Linked DNA regions of Mus musculus: all the other regions are linked to region 1. Evidence: chromatin contacts called from ENCODE POLR2A ChIA-PET data. All regions are on one chromosome and are shown on one strand. The core of a region is the stretch at or near the end of the contact, and the rest is flanking DNA. Distances in the headings are between cores, read along the strand shown. Region 1 holds the start of D330041H03Rik (RIKEN cDNA D330041H03 gene). Region 2 holds the start of Tedc2 (tubulin epsilon and delta complex 2). Region 3 holds the start of Ccnf (cyclin F).

Region 1 (5,079 bases), core at 1,546-4,045:
ATAAACAAATAAGGGGAAAATGTGACTTGGTAGATCTAGTCAGCAGTCAGGTAGGCACAACTGTTGAAACCTCTGAATGGGTTGAGATCTTATAGGCAGTGTTAAGGGTTTAGCAATAATGCCACGTAACAGTAAGTACTCAACTAAAGACAGCTAATTCTCCCTGGGACTTCTCTTGGAGCAAAATACAAAAAAAGGCCTCAGGATACATCCTAACTCTTCTTCCTCACCTTCCTCAAGTGTAAGGCGAGAATACATCTTTTCAGAAACAGGGCCCTTCTAAATGCTGCTGAATAAGTCTAGCTCATGAGAACAGTTCCCTTCCACTACTTTGACAAATAGAAATGGCAAATGATTACCTATCTAGCTTCTTTCCAGGACTATATCTTTTCAGCTATCTTCCATGGTCTGGAGTAAGCAAGCAAGCAAGCCTGTGTTTCAGGCTTCAAGTCTTTTTTTTTTTTTTTCTCGAGACAGGGTTTCTCTGGGCAGTCCTGGCTGTCCTGGAACCCACTCTGTAGACCAGGCTGGCTTCAAGAAATCCACCTGCCTCTGCCTCTCAAGTGCTGGGATTAAAGGCCTGTGCCACCACTGTCCAGCTGTGGCACTCATTCTTAATTTTTTTTTTTTTTTTTGCTATCCTGTAGCTCTGGCTGTCACAGAGATTCCCCCACTTTTGTTTCCCAAGTGCTGGGATTAAAGCTGTGTACCATGACACCTTGCTGGGACTCATCCTTCCTGTCTCCTGAGTACAGGAACCAAAGGCTTATTCTATTAAAGACAAGGTCTCTAGCCCAGGCTGGCTTCAAATGTTCTATGTAGGATGACTTGAATCTCCTGCCTCCGCCTGGGATTATAGGCTTTCGATATGGAGCTGGAGACTGAAACCAGGGCTTTGTGCACAACAGGCAAAAGCATACTACCAAGTTAAGTAATCCTGACAATTAGCTCCCTAAACCTTGCTTGGCTAAATCAATCTATCAATCTGGCAAGGCACCCAGCTAAAAGCTCAGTGGTAAGTTTGATTTCTGGCTGCTTAGTTAACTGTGTTACAGCTCAGCTGACTTTTGGATGAGATCACTAAAAGCAGCACTGTCCATGAGTGTGAACCATGAGCACACCCTTTAATCTCCTTTCAGCCAAGTCACAAAAGTTAGTGAAACCTTTCTTATTTTTTTTAGAAACAAGAACTGGGAAATGAGGCTCTCGAGTTCAAAGGTCTGTCCTGGTCTACTTCCAGGACAGGCAAGGCTACACGAAGTAACACTGAGCCCAGTATACTCAACAAGACCTCTACCATTCACAAGTACTGACAGTCCAAAATTAAAGGCTTTTTCCCCCCTATTGAAACATGGTCTCACTAGGCAGCCCTGGCTAGCCTAGGTTGATCAAGCTAGCCTCAAACTCTGACTTGCCATCTGAGTGCTGGGATTAAAGGCAGTGTGTGGGTCCCAAAACTAGTTTTTAACAAAATGAACATTACCTTTGTAACATATAATCAACATAAAATTACTAAATTTCTTGTGGGTTTTCTATACTAAGTCATTTAAATCTGGTATGTACTTTTGGGGTTTGGGTTACTATTCAAGTGCTTCATACCAGTGACAAAGGGTAGAGATCACCCTTGTGCACCCGCACCCCGACCTGCTGGAATGTACTTTATGAAACAGGCAGAACCCATTGTTAAGCAGTCTACAAATTATGAACTGCGGCGTAAGCGAACTCTTTGCTGGGTGTGGTCGAGTGCTAGAAAGCAAAGGTGAGGGTCTCTGTTCACTCAAGCTCAGGTAACAGCTCAGGACCTTGGTCACCTCTCCCATCCTCCGGAAAGGTGTGCGTCCAACAGTCAGAGAGAGGAGAAAACAAATGGTTAAATCTCGAGCAGAGGGCGTCTTGGCAATCTGAAAGCACTCTCTACATATAAAAGCACATCGGAGACACAGTGCCTACGAAGTAACACAAGGTAGAGAAAGCAAGCCTCCACCACGTCTCTACCATCAACCATAACCTTCCCATATCCTCTCCCGCTGAGCTCCGTAACCGTGCTCGGTCCATCCTAGGACGGATCCTCAATGCCCAGAACTGAGAACTGCACACTGGATTCCGACAGACACTCGTGGAAAGAGATCTTTAAAGGAAACCAACCTTTTAGGCCGGCTCGCAATCTGCACCGTCCGCTCCGGCCACAGACATCGACCTCGCCTCCCACCCTCTTTCTCCACTCACTACTCAGGTCGGGCCCGGTGTGGCGAGCCTAGGTCTCCAGCCTGACAAGAAAACAAGAGAAGCGGCAGGGCTCGCAGCTGCTGGAGTCCTGCAGGCTAAAGCGGGTCGCCGCCGAGCGAACCGTGCGGGATCACCCTTCCGTCGGTGACCGCCTCGACCACTTCCGGGCCGCGGCCTCGACACCTCCCACTCCGCCCGACCTGAACCACACTCTCTCCTCGGGCTCTGTTCCTCGCCGGCGGGCCTCTGCCGCACTGAGGAACGCAACCGGCTCCACGATGCGCCCCGCCAAGCCTGGCAGAAGGTCCCCGGAGGTCGGATGCAGCCGGATTCCTACCCCGACTTACATCTTCCCAAGGCCGCCACCTCCTCCCGCTCTTCTCAGACCAGGACGCCGGCGCAACTTTGTCGTCAGAGGTGAGAAGCGGGAAGGCGCAGCCGTCGTCGCGCGACGATGACGTAAGCACACTCAGCCAATGCAAGTTAGCGGTGGAGGACTAAAGGACAGCAACTGTGTGTGGGCGGAGCGTCGTAGCGCCTACGGTCCCCCCCCCCGCCCCCCCTCCCCGACTGGTCTAAAGTTTCCTGGACTTGTTTTGCTCATTCTGAAGCGCGCGATGATTGGCTGACCGGCACCAGAGGTTTGTGCTCTTTGGCGCCTACCGGATCTGTGTGGATGGAGCTACTCGGGTTGCCTCTGCTGTCATTAGGATCTAAGGCACCCTGCTGAGGCCGCGTTATTGTAGTAAAGGGACAGGCTGGTACGGACGGTGAGTTCCTATGGTCAAGTCTCTGGTAGTTAGTGGTGATTGCATAGATATGGTCTCTGTGCTGGTGGGATACAGCTGACTGGGTGTAGCGGGCGGCCGATGAGGCCAGAAAGGAAAAAAGTTTGAGGAAATGTTGAAGGAGGTTTCTCCCAGGAGACATTTCTGACAAGAATGCGTGGGGCAGAAGGAACAGCAAAGGCGTTCAGGATCGCTGGGAGAAGAAGAGGCACGCTAGTCTATACCGGGGTTACGTCAGTAACTTCTTAGCAAGGACATAGAGGATCTGGTCTCTGCACGAGGCTAAAGAGTAGCACCCGCCGTAGTGCCCCGCCTCCCGACTTTGCCAACACATTCTTTTGTTTGTTTGTTTGTTTGTTTTGTAGCCCTGGCTGTCCTGGAACTCACTCTGTAGACCAGGCTAGGCTGGCCTAGAACTCAGAAATCTGCCTGCCTCTGCCTCCCAACTGCTGGGATTAAAGACGAGCGCCACCGCCCGGTTTGCCTAGCACATTCTTGCTCCGTTATTTGCGGAAGAAAGGGATATGCACACAATCCCCGCGGTTATCTAAGTAGATTTGAGGCAGGAACGAAGAAAGAGGAACAGAGCTAAGGTGAGCTTCAGGAGGAAGGTACAAAGGTGACTTAGATTTGGATTACATATTGCTGTGAAAGATAGGAAAGTGGCCAATGTGCACTTTGGTGATCCCGGAGAGATGGAGAGAAGAGATTATCTCGGTCCAAGGAGCTGGGTGTGTCCTGTGGGACAGTCAGGAAGAGGAGCCTGCTTCTGAAGTCTGCTTTCCTGAGGTATTCATTTTTTGGGGTGGGGTTAGCAGATCTAGACAGTTTGGTCTGGTACCCTTGTTGGATTTAAGATTATTTAATGTATAGGATATTAGGGATAAGCTGATTTTCTTGCATTGCTGTTGTGTCTGCTGTGGTCAGACATGAGTGGTAAGTGGATGCTAGCTGTTCTCTGGTGGAACGGAACAAATAAACGATGACCCTCACTTACATCATCCAGTCTGGGTTATTCACACTAGAAAGGCTGAGAGCCAGTAGCTTTCTAAGAAACTACATGTCCTTGTAGTCTTAATCTGGTGCTGAAATCATGGCGGGTTCCTGGTCTTCAGCACTAGTTGGAAGGCTGAAGAAGCTGGGCCCTGATGTCAGTGAAAGATGGCAGCAAAAAGGTAGACGGACTAGTGAGAGAAAAGCCACAAAAGCAAATCTCGCACTGCCTACAAAGACACTGGGAAGTGCTGGTCAGGTTCAGGTTGGGCCTTCACACTTAATCACAAAGCTCCCTCACCGGTGTGCCCCGAGGTGCGTTAATTCTGAATCCAATCAAGTTGACAACCAAGATTAACCATCTCAGTGGGTCAGAAGAGCAGTGGTCCAGGGACTTCAGCCGGTTCTTGTAGGGAAAGGGCCCTGTGATGATGTAGTAATGCTCACACAGGGAGCATGTACCATTCTGTGAAGATTAATGGTGTCTGTGATTAGAGAGGCTAATAGAGTTTTTGGTCCAGAACAGCACGGACACCCTAGAAACCCTAGAAATCTGGGGTCACCCCAGATGGCTGGTGAGGACCGAAGAAGCTGGGCTAACAGCTTCTCCCCTGCTTTTCCCCTAATGTTCAAAGTAATTTAATTTGGCATGTATGTAAGTATGTAATTTAATTTGGCACATGTGTAAGTTTTTTTTTTTAAGATTTATTTATTATTATATCTAAGTACACTGTAGCTGTCTTCAGATGCACCAGAAGAGGGCATCAGATCTCATTGTCTTTGGAAGAGCAGTCGGTGCTCTTAACCACTGAGCCATCTCTCCAGCCCACGTATGTAAGTTTTAACATAAATTAAATCTAAAGCATGATTTACTCAGAGGTGTTGATAAAAATTTGTTGCTAAGCCGGGTGTGGTGGCGCACGCCTTTGATCCCAGCACTCGGGAGGCAGAGGCAGTTGGATTTCTGAGTTCAAGGCCAGCCTGGTCTACAAAGTGAGTTCCAGGACAGCCAGGACTACACAGAGAAACCCTGTCTCAAAAACACCAAAAAAAAAAAAAAAAAAAATTTGTT
Region 2 (5,079 bases), core at 1,418-3,917, 190 kb after region 1:
AGACAGCACTCTCCTCCCACACCCCTTCAGCCTAGGGAGCCTGTGTCCCTGCATATCAGTGTTGACTGTAGCCTAATGGTGTGTGAGGCCCTTAAAGCTGGAGTTGCAGGCATCCCTGTCCCTCCCAAAGTGGTTTGTCTGTGTCCCATTGTATCCATGTGACCGTATCTCTGCACTGAATTTCAAGGCCATTCTTTGCCTGTCTTTATTTCTACATTTCTTCTAATGGGGAACAAAAGGAAGCATTTGAAATAGAGGGTATTGAATAAAAAGATAACAGATCCCCAATATTACTGTGCTTCAACTGAAAAAAGAAAAAATCTAGTCCTGCACAGTGCCTCTCCCGACTGTCCCGGCAGGCAGAAGGACTGCAAGAGGACCCGAAGCTCCAAGTCAACGGGGCCTGGGTCATCTGACCTCAGAACCGGAAACTCCTACTCCCACCCCTTGGTTCTAGCCATATGTTCTTTCCTTGTGAAAAACGAATCTTTCTAGAGGATCACCATAAACAATCACTTGTAATCCCCAAGGCCACAAAGATGCAGGAGAGCGAGAAGTCAGAAGAGTTGCTGGGTTTGTGGCTGGATTCCGTGGGGAGAAACCAGCAGGGTCTGGTCCCTTTGAGCATGTCAGCGAATGCTTTGCCTTGTGATTTATGAGGCAGCTGTCCTCAACACCTGGGGTGTCTGCTGAAGCCTGCGCAGATATGCTGACCCCTGAAGAAAGTACCAGGAGTGCCCCAGATACCCTTGAACAAGTACAAACCCATTAGCTCTCTGTTTTCTGTTCCATCCCTATGGCAGCTCTTTTTTACTACTGTTAGCAGCATTCTGACCACCCTGCCGAGGCATTTTGGTTGTTGTCCTACACCTCTGAGTGTTAACCTGGGATGCGTCAGCCTCCTCCCATGAGAGGGGACAGTAATGCCTACCTCACAGGAATGCCGTGAGGATTAAATGCATGAGTGGTAATTATCCCTTTCCTCCCATCTTGTTCATGGTTCCCGAATGGCTCCCTGTAAGAGTACTTGTTACCTGTGGAGAGGACCTGGGTTTGCTTCCTAGCACCCACATGATGGTTCAGAGTCACCTTAAATTCCAGTTGGAAGGTATCTCACCTCTGTGGCCACCAGGTCTACATGTGGCATACAAATATATAGATTCACACACACAAGAAGATCTCAGCCCACTTCCAGCCTGCACCGGTAGGAAACAATTACTCTAGGCACACACCTGGGTCCCTCTGACTTCTATGAAGTCTTAGTCTCCACAGGTCTTAAGTTTCCCTGGGCTACTGGAGGCCCAGTGTAAGTAGGGGTGCCCATCTTCTATCCCAAATATGACAGTGGAACTGCCTAGATCTCAGCCCCTTTCCCACTTGACACTGGGCTAACTTTCTTGCTCTTTTTGTACAGAAACAACCAGGGTTACCTTACTTCTTGGGCTCTAGAACTAATAATTTATATCACCAGTACTGCTGAGCACTGTTCCCTGTCCTCATTTCTTTCAGCAGCCAAGCACATTTTTCACCGTAGAAACAAATGGAAAAGCTGTGTCTAGTGGCAGGCTTCTAAGAGGTGGGAGAAGGAGGCTGCAGAGGCAGCTCATTGGTTTGTAGCATTTGCTGCTTGACCAGAGGACCTGAATTCAGATCCACAAACCCACTCAACCATCTATAACTCCAATTTCAGAAGATCCAGTTCCCTCTTCAGGCCTCCTTGGGCACTAGGCATGCAAGTTGTACGTTGACATACAAGTTTTTTAATTAGGAAATAATTGGGCCGGGCAGTGGTGGCACACACCTTTAATCCCAGCACTTGGGAGGCAGAGGCAGGTGGATCTCAGAGTTGGAGGCTAACCTGGTCTACAAAGTGAGTTCCAGGACATCCAGGGCTACACAGAGAAACCCTGTCTCGAAAAACCAAAAAAGATAAAAGTAAAAAATAATTGAAATGGAGACAGGAAGGTCATGAGTTCAAGGTCATCAGATACATAGTGAATTGAAGGCCAGCTGAGACTACATGAGATTGCACAAACTGACTTGATGGAGAACATAATGTACTGATAATCTATGCCAAACAAGTCAATATTAACCATGTATTGACAAGCTGGCCTAGCTTGGTAGATCTTTGAGGGCAAAGACCATTGCTCTGACCCTTAGCTGCTGTGTTTGCATGTGTCCTATCTACGGCCTCCTGGCCATTCTCTGGGCTTCAGCCTCCCCTCCGCCTATCTATCTACTATCTGACACTCCTCTGTCTCTTGCACAACCTTCCATGACGTAGAGCAGCTTAGCAGACCTATTCTAAGTGCCACATGCTCCAGATTCCCTGGGCTTCATTGTTCACGTCTGGCGCCTGACATTCCTAAGATGTTCCTTGACCCAGTTCTAGCATTGTCTTCTGGCCATATGCTTGATTGCTAAGTCATCCTGGAGTCAGCAAGACCGCTTATCTCTGCTTTCAAAGTAGGTTCGGCAAAACCTGGTTAAGACAAAAAACCAAACTTTAGAGGGTCACGGATGCCCTGTCAGAAGAGCATTATCTGATTAGCCAAATCAGAAGCTATCTTATCTACAGTGGCACTGTCCAGGTTCCAACAGAGCCTTTGCGTCCTCCCGTGGGAGGGGTTAGGGCGGAGTCTGGGATGATGGGTGGAGCTTGAGATGGATTCGCGTTTTGGAGCTGGACTTGCAAGCTGTGCTCAAGATTGGGTAGCCTACCCGGAAGTGGGCGGCCTTCTGCCCGGAAGGCGCGGGACTCCTTGGCGGCGGCAAAAATGCTTGGTGTTAAAGGAAACTACCTACTACCCGCAGACTGCGCTCACCGGTGGGTCTCGTGCAACGGAAGGGAATTGGGCGGACGGGAGCGAGGTTCGGAGGCTCACATAGTACCTGTCCTCAGGCTGGTAGCGGAGCTGCAGGGCGCCTTGGACTCCTGCGCCGATCGGCAGCGGCAGTTGGAGCGGAGCCTGCGCGTTTCCAGGAGGCTGCTGCAGGTCTGGTACGCGGACCCAGGACCTCCTGGCCAGTCCCTCCTCGGACCATCAGGATTATGCAGAGTCCCAGGGCCTAGAAGGCCAAATACAAATGCATGCTTTTAGACTCCGGTTGCCATTGCTATCCTTACCCCTTATCCAGGGTCTGAGGCTGGGAATCTGCTTAGGGATAGAATGTTTGGACCATACCATGGCTGCCCTGTCTTTGCAGGGAACCAGCCAGGACCCCATCTCCAGTTCCAGAAACCAAAGAAGAGGACCCAAGTCCAGGTAAACGTTAGCTGCTTTTTATGGGTGCTGTCCCTGGCCTTTCTCTGGCTTGCTGTCATGGGGGAATCCATCCTGGGACAGTGAGGAGGAATTCTTGCATGGTTCTTGACGTTCATAGCATGTGCACCGAGTTCTCAAGATCTCGAGGAGCTGGAACTTTTGACCCAGGCTCTGGAGAAGGCTGTACGTGTGAGGAAAGGCGTGTCCAATGCTGGACAAAGAGACAGAACCCCCACTCTGACATCTAAGGCAGCCACTTCTGGTGCCGCTGCCGCCTCCCATCCTCGGGCTCCCAGCCGGGGTGGCAGCCGTGTATTGGGTACAAGATCCACCAAGGGTATACAGCGGGCCACAGCCCCTCCCAAGGATTACCCTGAGCACAGACTACGATCAAAGGGTGATAAGACCCATGTAAGAACACAAGACCAAACTACTGGGTATGGACCAGACCTCAGGGACCAACAAATGACCCCGTCATCTGCTCATCACACCACAGAACTCTTCGCATTAAAGGAGAAGGGGTAAGCTTCCCAGACGCTCGTATCCTGACAGGGCATTGAGCTGGTTGAGGAAGCCCCTGGTGCCGACCCGTAAGGGTCATGCACTGAAGCAAACAGGGCAGAACAGGGTTGGGATGGTATCAGGTTTGTCGTTCTGGAGCCTAACCAGCCCATGAGCTCTCTGGACTGGGCGAGCACCCACCCTCCTCCAGAAGCCGTTTTCAAAAAGCTTGTCAGAATTAAGCTGTTAAAGGAGAGGAGGTGAGAAGGTTCGCCCCAATGGGTTCTGAGCCATGAGTAAGAATGACAGTCCTAATGCCGGGCTTGGTGGCCCACGCCTTTAATCCCAGCACTCGGGAGGCAGAGGCAGGCAGATTTCTGAGTTCGGGGCCAGCCTGGTCTACAGAGTGAGTTTCAGGACAGCCAGGGCTACACAGAGAAACCCTGTCTCAGAAAAAAAGCAAAACAAAACAACAATAACAAAAAGAATGACAGCCCTAGAATGTGAGGAGACTGCTCTTAGCATTGGCTTCTCTCTCTCACAGGACTCTCCTGCAGCTACCTGAGGACTTCAGGAAGGCAGTGTCTCGGAATTCCTGGTAAGGCTGAGTGGTGACAGAGACAGGAAAACATTGCAAACATTGGGAAGGGGAGGTCTCTCTGCTTCTGCACTCACTAATCCCTGTGCATGCTGAGGCTTTGAAGTTCCCAGTTAAACCAAGCAACCTTTTGTCTGTTTCCTCCTCCTCCTCCTCCTCCTCCTCCTCTCCCTCCTCCTTCCTCTCTCTCTCTCTCTCTCTCTCTCTCTTTTTTTTTTTTTTTTTGGTTTTTTGAGACAGGGTTTCTCTGTGTAAACCTGGCTGTCCTGGAACTCACTCTGTAGACCAGACTGGCCTCAAACTTAGAAATCCGCCTGCCTCTGCCTCCCAAGGGCTGGCATTAAAGGTGTGCGTCACCACTGCCTGGCACGTCCTTCTTGTTTTAACGTAGCGTGCGTGTGTGTTTGGGTGAGCATGTCACCAGGAGAGGGGAGTCGGGGTGCCTGGATCTGCAGTCACAGTGGTTGTGAGCTGCCCGAGTCCATGCTGGGATCTGAACTCAGGTCCTCTATTAAAGGACCACCGTGTGCTCTTAACTGCTGTCTCCAGCCCCAGTCTTAAGGGCTGAATGTAGACACTTAGTCTACAAATTCCAGACTGTCTTCCTTCTGGAATCACAGTAATGGGCCCTGTTTTATAGAAGTGCTGTGTGGTCAAACAGTGGCTCCTCTCACATGTTTGTACTGTGCCTGGAAAGATCTCTGCTGCCCCCTT
Region 3 (5,079 bases), core at 1,646-4,145, 160 kb after region 1:
ACATTATTCCTAGATCCTTCATAATGGAGACTTCCCTGGGCTCTGCCGCATCTCACGCTCCCTTCAGCCTCTTCTGAGTCTGCGAGGTCTCCCAGGATCCCCTACTACCTAACTTTTGCACACTTTGCCTTCTGTAGCCTGTGATCCTGGAGTCTTCCTCATCCCCAGGCTGTCAACTAACATTTCATTAAGTAATCTTTGAAGGGCTCTAGCAGGCTCGAATGTGGCAAACATGGCACCCACAGGTTTTGCCCTTTCCCCTCCCCTCTCCCTTGCTAAACTGTTAGATCACATTCCTAAAGCTACCCCACCCCCACCCCCAAGGTCCATTCGATTATTTGGCCACTTTGCTCTGCCTGTCTCATTCCTGAGACTGATCACCAAAGTCCAACTATCAAAACACAAGGACCAGCAATCAAAATTCATTACTTTGACTAACCTAGTTAAAATGCCCAATCAGAACTTACCAACATGTCCTACCTCATTCTAACACAGACCTCCACCTTTTTGCCTCTTAAAATTAATACTTGCAAACTTATTTGCTACAGTGTCTGCCCATTCAGATTCAGCCACCTTGTCTCTTTGCCTTGCTTAATAGATCTCTTTACATTTGGTTTGTGCTTGGAAATTGCTGCTTGGATGTGGTCTGTGCCTCCCTGAAATACATGGGCTCCTCAGCTCCCAAGAGCTGACTTTCCTGAGATTTCTCATCCCATGAAGCCCAATGGGGATGGATATACCTCATACTCTGGTGGAGTAGCTCTTAGCCATAGGGGTTCAACAGTGGTAGGACCAGGAGGCAGGACATGATCAGATCTACAGCCAAGAGAACACCTGGTTCCTAAAACATAAAAATATTTTGGCCAAGTGAAGTTGTCTTAGTTAGGGTTTTACTGCTATGAACAGATGCCATAACCAGCACAACTCTTATAGGGACATTTAATTGGGGCTGGCTTACAGATTCAGAGGTTCAGTCCATTATCATCAAGACGGGAACATGGTAGCATCCAGGCAGGCATGGTGCAGGAGGAGCTGAGAGTTCTACATCTTCATCTGTATCAGTATTCTGCTAGCACTGGCTTCCAGGAAGCTAGGATGGGGGTCTTAAAGCCCATACCACAGTGACACACCGACTACAACAGGAACACACTTTCTAATAGTGCCACTCCCTGGGCCAAACATATTCAAACGTGACAGAAGTGGTACCTAACTATAAGCCAACAGTCAGGAAGCTGGAGCAGGACAGACCTCACGTTATAGGTCAGCCTGGGCTTCGTGGGGTTTTCTAGTTTGCTTTCTGTTCTAACAAACAACAGGACCAAAAACAATTTATTTGTCTTACACTTCTAGGTCACAACCCATCATTGAAGGAAGTCAGAGCCGGAGCTCAACCAAGGCAGGACCATGGACCAGTGCTGTCTGGCTGATGCTCAGCTAGCTTTCTTATATAGCCTAGACACACCTACCTAGGGATGGCACCACCAGAGGTGGTGAGAGGCTGAACCCTCTCAGTCATCAATCATACCAATCCCTCACAGACATGGCCACAGACCAGTCTGATATGGGCAATCACATAACTGAGTCTCCCTCAGATGACTCTAAGCAGTGTCAGGTTGTTAGCTGAAGGGCATTGGGAGACCCTTTATCAAAACCAACAAAACCCGCCTCCAATAAATAATAGAAACTGAAATTGAGTAGGATACAAAACAAGGTAGAGCAAAAAAAAAAAAAAAGACAACTGATCAACTGATGACTTTGTAACTCTGATTAACCAGGGGACCAGATAGATTGTTATGTATTCTGAAATGTGATGGACAGCGGGTTTGCTCATTGTTAGATTTAGTTTTTTTAATACCTTCCAGAGGCTACCAAAAGCAAATTCTGAAAACAGCACTTCTGTCCCAAGTAACAAAGTACAAAAGGAGGAAGATAAAAAAGTAACAAAGTAGCTGGGTGGTGGTGCCACATGCCTTTAATCACAGCACTCGGGAGGCAGAGGCAGGCGGATTTCTGAGTTCAAGGCCAGCCTGGTCTACAGAGTGAGTTGCAGGTCAGCCAGGGCTACACAGAGAAACCCTGTCTCGAAGAAAAGAAAAAGTAACAAATTGGAAAACAGTATAGTCTTCCGGAAAAGAGACAGTGTGAGGGTTCCCCATGGAGATCAGCAGCAATGGGGAGCAAATCCCAAGTCTTGCTCTAGGGTTCTCTAATATTCTGTGCTGTGAACAGCCATTCCCTATTAACTGTCTCAGACCCACTAGAGGTCTTGCTATCCAGCTTCCAGCACAGGTCAGATACAGTGAGCATGCTGGCTTCGGGGAGGGGATGAAGGCTGACCCAAGCTGTGGGGATAAGCCTGGGCCTATTCCTCGCTCTCCACCCTCAAGAGACCACTTGTCTTTTCTCGACAGATCATCTCATGAGAATACGGAACATGTACTCGAGTGAACACATCGCTCAGCAGACTGTGACTGTGGCTGTGGCTGCCCGGCATCGGAGCCCAGCTTCTGCAATTTCCACATCAGTGTTGGAGTTGGCGCCTCCAAATGCAGTCTCCTCGGCCGGAAGCTCGCGTGGGAGGGACAGGTAGTAAGCCACGACCAACTCCGGACGGTAGGACAAGTCTTGGAGGGAGAAGACCAGCCCTCTCTGCCTCCGGGCGGGCTTTTTAGGATAGCCCGCCGGCGCCAGCTGAACTCCTCCGTCCCCCGCCCAGCGGAGAAGGCGGGTCAACCACGAGCGATAAGCCAATAGACAGCCAGCGTTTGAATTCGCGTCCTGGTGTAGCCAATCACAAATGCCCAGAGCCTGCGGGGCAGGAGAGGCTAGTGATCTGGGGGGCGTAACTCTGTGGTCCTACCAGTAGGAGCTCCCGGCGCGTTTGAAAACGGGGCGGGGGTGGGGCCCGCGCCTGCGTGAGGCGCTCCGTGCACTTGCCCCAGGCGCGGGCGCGCTTGAGAGCGGTCTAAAGCGGCAGTGGAGGGAGCTCGGCGATGGGGAGCGGCGGTGGTGAGTGCTGGCGGGAGCCGGGTAGGCGATAGGTCATACGGAACGGAGGCCGGAGGAGCATGGACTCGGGCCCCTGTGACCCGGGAGTGCGCGTCGCATCCCCCAAAGCACGGGGTAGGCACGTATCCCCGACTGCGAGCCCGCCCGCGCGGTTTAAATGCCCGCCCGGCGCCTATGCCTCTCCTGTTACCCCAGGGCTATTTAGGTTCTCTACTTAGCAAACTACGATTTTACTTATCTGTGAAGTCGTGGGCAATCCACACGATATAGAGCGATCTCAGGCCCTGTCCGGACTCTTGTGGGCGGCTTGATCACCTGAGGGTTGGCTGAGGCCACAGGATCTGCCCCGTGAAAACGTCTCACGACCTGGGGGTGCGATTTCACTTGTTAGAGTGGTTAAACACTTCCAGACATGCTCTAGAGCACACGAGTCAAGAAACTGTTATGATAATATTCTTAGAATGTTTGGGAATTATAGCTCTCTGGGTATACATTTGGCCTTTGCTGTAAATTTGGTTTCCAATAAGACTCAGGTGAAGAGTTTGGGAGTGGACAGTCTCTTAGAGACCTCCTGATGGAAAGCCCGAGGTCAGCCACTTTTGCCTCAGTGTGAGGAGGAAAAATAGGTAGAAAGATAGGCGCATTTATAAGTAGGAAGGCAGGACCTTGGGGGGGGGGGGTAATGTGGGGGCCCTTTGTGAAATAGGGAAAAAAGCCATAGGCGTTGAATGAAGAATGAATTGCTGAAGTAAATATTGGAACAACCCACTGTGGAGGAGAAGAGCTCATCTGAAGAGCATGTCTGGGTCCAGTTGCTGTGTGCCTGAGTTCTCAACATGTGGGCGCGACTCCATTGGGGGGGTCACACGACCTTTTCACAGGAGTTGCAGATCAGACATCCTGCATATCAGATATTTACATTAAGATTCATAACCGTAGCAAAATTACAGTTATGAAGTAGCAATGAAGGTATTTTATGGTTGGGGGTCACTGCAGCATGAGGAACTGAGTGTATTAAAGGGTCCACGGTGCTAGGAAGGGGTGATTTTGCACTGTAAGCTGAGTGTGGAAGACCCCTCTGTTTGGGGACTGGGGAGCTCTCACCATCTGCCAAGCTGAGAGCTGCTCTGGGATGGATCTGGCCTCCATGTTCTACAGAACGGCCTGCTAATTTGAGTTCCCAGTCTATGCTATGCAAGTCCCTTGGTCAACCATATGCTGATAGTCACATGTTCAAATATAAACAATGTAAGCTGGCCATAGTGACTAATACTTAGAATGCAGTACTTGGCAGGTAGAGGTAGGGGAATCAGGAGTTCAAGGGTAACCTCAGCTAATGTTAGTGAATTTGAGGCCAGCCTGGGCTATAGCAAAAGTCCAAGGGATCTTACTGACTGGTTGTGAGCTAGCCTTCACTGCTGAGCAGTTTCTTGGCCCCAAAAGTACCTTCTTGAGTACAGTTCAAGGAAAACTGAATGTTCATCAGTGTCGACTGCTTTCTCCAGCTCTGGTTGTCATGTAGATCTTGGATTAGAAAATTTCCAACATTCAAGTTACATGTTACCTGATATTCTCCCTGAATATTTATTGGCTATAAAAGGAATGGTGGTATCTTTTTTGTTGTTTTGTTTTTTGAGACAGGGTTTTCCTGTATAGCCCTGGCTGTCCTGGAACTCACTCTGTAGACCAGGCTGGCCTCGAACTCAGAAATTCACCTGCCTCTGCCTCCCGAGTGCTGGGGAATGGTGGTATCTTAAGTAATTCATATGGTACACTTTATTTAATTTTAAAACTAGTCTCTTGTGTGAATAGAGGACAGTAACGATTAAATCATCTTTAGATGCAACTTTTTATCTCACCAAGGCTTGTGAATTTTTTTTCCCTTTAAGTGATCCATTGTAGGTGTGCCAAGTGTTTCTGTTATCCTACTAAACGAAGAATCAAAAGAAGACCCAGAAACTTAACCATCTTGAGTCTCCCAGAAGATGTACTCTTTCATATCCTGAAATGGCTTTCTGTTGGGGACATCCTTGCTGTCCGAGCTGTAAGTTACCATATGGAAACAATACT

The links. ChIA-PET counts read pairs that join two places held with the same protein, here RNA polymerase II (POLR2A).
Region 2: POLR2A ChIA-PET joins it to region 1 with 10 read pairs in embryonic stem cell. The contact joins the promoter of Tedc2 here to the promoter of D330041H03Rik in region 1. POLR2A ChIA-PET finds 5 or more read pairs at or near these places in 3 of 5 experiments (Patski and embryonic stem cell).
Region 3: POLR2A ChIA-PET joins it to region 1 with 36 read pairs in embryonic stem cell. The contact joins the promoter of Ccnf here to the promoter of D330041H03Rik in region 1. POLR2A ChIA-PET finds 5 or more read pairs at or near these places in 4 of 5 experiments (Patski and embryonic stem cell).

The regions. Positions count from the first base shown.
Region 1 is chr17:24,412,229-24,417,307 of GRCm38, reverse strand. D330041H03Rik (RIKEN cDNA D330041H03 gene) reads left to right here and starts at 2,795. Exons shown (of 6, transcript NR_033554.1): 1 at 2,795-2,996; 2 at 3,380-3,607; 3 at 4,734-4,841. It overlaps Rnps1 (RNA binding protein with serine rich domain 1), which reads right to left and starts at 2,633. Exons shown (of 9, transcript NM_009070.2): 1 at 2,574-2,633; 2 at 2,146-2,267.
Region 2 is chr17:24,218,439-24,223,517 of GRCm38, reverse strand. Tedc2 (tubulin epsilon and delta complex 2) reads left to right here and starts at 2,667. Exons shown (of 10, transcript NM_028056.2): 1 at 2,667-2,827; 2 at 2,903-3,001; 3 at 3,208-3,266; 4 at 3,385-3,787; 5 at 4,312-4,365. The coding sequence starts at 2,778. It overlaps Ccnf (cyclin F), which reads left to right. Exons shown (of 17, transcript NM_007634.4): 17 at 1-286.
Region 3 is chr17:24,249,225-24,254,303 of GRCm38, reverse strand. Ccnf (cyclin F) reads left to right here and starts at 2,895. Exons shown (of 17, transcript NM_007634.4): 1 at 2,895-3,009; 2 at 4,899-5,053. The coding sequence starts at 2,994.